2 separate regions of the Homo sapiens genome follow, and region 2 is linked to region 1. Evidence: read pairs that join two places in POLR2A ChIA-PET (ENCODE). Cell type or tissue: Caco-2. All regions are shown on one strand.

The links. ChIA-PET counts read pairs that join two places held together with the same protein. Peaks named below come from ENCODE experiments on the same cell type or tissue, not always from the same donor. Only the 100,000 strongest peaks of a DNase experiment are listed, where the experiment ranks them.
Region 2: POLR2A ChIA-PET joins it to region 1 with 7 read pairs; 2 of 35 experiments call an interaction of 5 or more read pairs at or near these places.

The regions. Positions count from the first base shown.
Region 1 is chr7:156,922,423-156,924,922 of GRCh38, forward strand. No RefSeq gene overlaps it. Among named protein-coding and RNA genes, the nearest start is that of NOM1, 26 kb to the right of the region's middle. In Caco-2, no CTCF peak of the experiment used is centred here; a DNase peak (open chromatin) is centred at 956.
Region 2 is chr7:157,023,949-157,026,448 of GRCh38, forward strand. No RefSeq gene overlaps it. Among named protein-coding and RNA genes, the nearest start is that of MNX1-AS1, 14 kb to the left of the region's middle. In Caco-2, no CTCF peak of the experiment used is centred here; no DNase peak of the experiment used is centred here.

The DNA of each region.
Region 1 (2,500 bases):
TCTATATTTAGTAGAGACAGGATTGCGCCATGTTGGCCAGGCTGGTCTTGAACTCCTGACCTCAGGTGATCCGCCTGCCTTGGCCTCCTGAAGTGCTGGGATTACAGGCATGAGCCACCGTGCCCGGCCATGACTTTTCAGATGTTATCTAATAAGCCACTATTCTAAGGGGCAGGCACACATCCACATTCGAGTGCCGCCTCTGTTGTCTGCTCTTTAACCATGTGCTGCCATCTAAAGAATGAATGGATTCTGCTAAATTGGCACCAAGAAGTGAAGATACTGCAGAAAGTGGGAGACTAGAAAAACAGGCCAGGGTCACTAACCAGAAATGGAGACCAGAGCAGCAGCCCTCCAAATGGCAGTGTGCTTAATCAACGCATAAATGCTCTAGATGAACATTCCATGACAAAGTAACATTTAACAGCAGGAGAAAGGAGATAGAAGAAAGGGTTAACAGGCCAGGCGTGGTGGCTCACACCTGTAATCCCAGCACTTTGGGAGGCCGGGGCAGGTGGATCACCTGAGGTCAGGAGTTCGAGACCAGCCTGGCCAACATGGTGAAACCCCGTCTTTACTAAAAATACAAAAATTAGCCAGGCATAGTGGTGGGTGCCTGTAATCCCAGCTACTCGGGAGGCTGAGGCAGAGAATCACTTGAACCCGGGAGGCAGAGGTTGCTGTGAGCCAAGATCACACCACTGCATTTCAGCCTGGGCAACAGAACGAGACTCCATCTCAAAAAAAAAAAAAAAAAAAAAAATGTGGAGGTTCACAAACCAGCCCAGAAACAGTAATGAAGACAGAAAGAATCTCCTGGTCTGGTCTGCGTCAGGCAGCTGTGGTCTTGCACGGAAGTCTTTAATGTGGCAGAGCCTGGTCTGGTCTGCGTCAGGCAGCTGTGGTCTTGCACGGAAGTCTTTAATGTGGCAGAGCCTTTGGGGCCGACGCCAGGTGATCATGAGTGACAGCAAGACCGGGTCTGTCGAGATGGCTGTGTCTAGCTGGTTACGTCACGCTCGTTCATGGCCACGGAGCCCACTGGCAAGGATGCTAGTGGAAGAGTGTGCTTGGTTACATCCTTATCTGGTTGGATGCAGACTTTATCGATCAGGCACAATATCTGGTCCCTGTTGGCAAAGTGCCTTTTGAAATGTAAGATGGAGTCTTTTTCTAAGATGGAGTCACTTATGTCAAGGCGCTCTACACATGGGGACAATTTCAATGGAGAAGATTGAGAAACAAAAATAGGGCCGGGCACGGTGGCTCACACCTGTAATCCCAGCACTTTGGGAGGCCAAGGCGGGTGGATCACCCAAGGTCAGGAGTTCAAGACCAGCCTGACCAACATGGTGAAACCCCGTCTCTACTAAAAATACAAAAATTAGCTGGGCGTTGTGGCAGGCACCTATAATCCCAGCTACTTGGGAGTCTGAGGCAGGAGAATTGCTTGAACCCAGGAGGTAGAGGTTGCAGTGAGCTGAGATCGTGCCACTGCACTCCAGGCTGGGTGACAGAGCGAGACTCCGACTCAAAAAAAAAAAAAAAAAAAAGCCCCCAGCTGACTGAACAGACCTTGTGTTGGCGAAGGGGAGAAGACTTGGACGCCATGACGGGTTGGGAATTGGTCCCTCTCCCTCACTTCCCGGCCTTAGGCTCTCTTCACTAAGGGCTGAAAGAAACGGATCCTTTCAAAAGGCTCCTCCCCAACTTCGTGGGTTGATTACTGATCTGCCCAGGTACAGAACAAAGACAAGATGAGATCAATTGTTCCTTCACCCCTCCCTGGGCCCTTCCTTTTCTTCAAATGTTTGCCTTATGTTGCGTGAAATGTAGATTTACTTGGCACTAACTACAGTCTCCCAAGTATATAATCATTTGTCTCATTGCCACCCCCCACCTTTTAAGGAAACTATAGAAATACTCCTGAGAACCTCTTTGGAAGAAACAGCCACAGATGTGTCTGTGGTGGGTATTCTTCCTGGGAGTGCCCTCAGCTGGCTCAGTAACCCCGATGATCTGAGACTTATGCCTCAGTCGCTCATTTTGGTTGTCAGGATGAAAACAGCTCTAGAGACCAATGGTGGTGATGATTGCTCAGCAGTAAGAATGGATTTGATGTCACTGAACTATACACTTGAAATGGTTAAAATGGTAAATTTCATATTATGTACATTACCACAATAAAAAAAAAGTCACGACAACATATATCTGTAGCATACTGAACTATTTCTGGGAAAAAATTCTGTGTCAGAGATTTCACTCCAAAATAATCCAACAGGAAAGGGAAAGATGGAGGGATGGGTGGGGTGCGGATGAAGCTGGATGGATTGAACATTGGTTAAGCTGAGTGGTGGGTATGTGGGGGCTAATTACATGATTCTCTCTACTTTTGTATGTTGTAACATTTTCATAATAAAAAGTTAAGCAATAAAATGAGTTGGCCGGGCACGGTGGCTCACGCCTGTAATCCCAGCACTTTGGGAGGCTGAGGCGGGCG
Region 2 (2,500 bases), 100 kb after region 1:
ATACAATGTGATGATTTGACATACATATATATTATGAATGATTATCACAATCAAGTTAGTTAATCTCATATAGTTACCTTTTTCTTTTTTTCTGGTGAGAACATTTAAATATCTCAGTAAATTTCAAGTATACAATACAGTATTAACTACAGTCTCCAGAGCTTATTCATCTTAGAACTAAAAGTTTGCGCCCTCTAATATCTTCCCATTCCCCTCCCGCTCCCCCTGCTCCTCCCTCTCCTGGCAGCTATCATTCTACTCTTTTTTTTTCTTTTTGAGATGGAGTCTCTCTCATCTCCCAGGCTGGAGTGCAGTGGCATGATCTTAGCTCACTGCAACCTCCACCTCCCAGGTTCAAGCGACTCTCCTGCCTCAGCCTCCCAAGTAGGTGGGATCACAGGCATGAACCACCATGCCTAGCTAATTTTTGTATTTTTAGTAGTGACAGGGTTTTGCCATGTTGGCCAGTCTGGTCTTGAACACCTGACCTCAGATAATCCACCCGCCTTGGCCTCCCAAAGTTCTGGGATTACAGGCGTGAGCCACCGCCCCTGGCCTATCATTCTACTCTTTGCTTCTATGAATTTGACTTTTTTAGATTCCACATTTAAGGGAGACCAGTCTGGGCAATATAGTGAGACCTTGTCTCTATTAAAAATAAAAAATTAGCCAGGCATGGTGGTACATGCCTGTAATTCCAACTACTTGGGAGGCTGAGGTGGGAGGATCACCTCAGCCCGGGAGTCTGAGGGTGAAGTGAGCTATGATCACACCACTGCACTCCAGTCTGGGTTACAGAGCAAGACCGTGTCTCAAAAAACAAACAAAAACAAGTATTTGTTCATGATCATGCAGTGTTTTGTCTTTTTCTGTCTGACTTACTTCACTTAGCATAAGGCCCTCAAGGTTCATCCATGCCATCACAAATGGCAGGATGTCATCCTTTTTTATGGCTGAATAATATTCCTGTGTGTGTGTGTGTGTGTGTGTGTATCACATTTTCTTTCCATGCATTTGTTGGTAGACAGATTATTGCATGATGTGGCTATTGCAAATAATGCTGTAATAACGATGGGAGTGCAGATGTCTCTTTGAGATATTGACTTTGTTTCTTTTGGGCACAAACCCAGAAGCGGGATGGCTGGGTCATATGGTAGTTCTCATTCTGAATTTTTTGAGGACACTCCAAGCTGTTTCCCGTAATGGCTGCACTAATTCCTATTCCCACCAGCTGCGTAGGGGATTCCTCTTTCTCTCCACCCTCACCAGCACTTACCTATTGTCTTCTTGATAACAGCCATGCTAACAGGTGTAAAGTGCTGCTTGTGATTTTGATGTGCATTTCTCTGATGGTTAGTGGCATTGAGCACCTTTTTGTGTACATGTTGGTCATTTGTATGTCTCCTTTGGAAAAATATGTATTCAGGCCCTTTATCCGTGTTAACGTCAGATTATTACTTTTTTTTTCCTATTGAGATGTATGAGCTACTGATATATTTTGGATATCAACCTTTTATCAGATATGTGGTTTGCAAATGCTTCCTCCCATTCCATAGGTTGTCTTTCCATTTTGTTGACTGCTTTCTTTGCTGTGCAAAAGCTTTCTGATGTGATGAAATTGCCCTACTTCATTTTTGCTTTTGTTTCCTGTGCTTTTGGTGTCAAATCCAAAAATCATTGCCAAGATCAATATCAATGAGATTTCTCCCGTGTTTTCTTCTAGGAGTTTTGCCATTTCAGGTCTTACATTTAAGCCTTTGATCCATTTCGAGTTAATGTTTGTGAGTGGTGTAAGATAAGGGTCAAGGTTTATTCTTATGCTTGTGTGTATCTATTCTCCAACACCGTTTATTGAAGAGATAATACTTTCCCCATTGTCTATTCTTGGCATCCTTGTCAAATATTAGTTAACCTGAGCCAGGCATGGTGTTACGTGCTGTAATCCCAGCTACTTGGTGGACTGAGATGGGAGGATCACTTGAGCCTAGGGGTTCAAGATCAGACTAGGCGCTTTAGTGAGACCCCATCTCTATAGGAAATAAAGTAGAAAAAATATCAGTTAACCGTATATGTGTGGGTTTACTTCTAGGCCCTAGATTTTGTTCCATTGGTCTATGTGTCTGTTTTTATGCCAGAACCATGCTCATTTTTATCACATAGGTTTACAATGGAGTTTGAAATCAGGAAATGGAATGCCTCCTGCTCTGTTCTTCTTTCTCAAGACTGTTTTGGCTATTTGGGGTCTTTTGTGGTTCCATATGAATTTTGGGATTGTTTTTTCTACTTATACAAAAAATGTCATTGGGATTTTGACAGGGATTGCATCGAATTTGTAGATTGCTTTGGGTAGTACCGACATTTTAACAATATTAAGTCTTCTGATTCACGAACAGGGGATGCCTTTCCACTTATTTGTAGCCTTCTTTGATTTCTTTCTTCAGTGTCTTATAGGTTTTATTACACAGATCTTTCGCCTCCTTGGTTAAATTTACATGGAAGT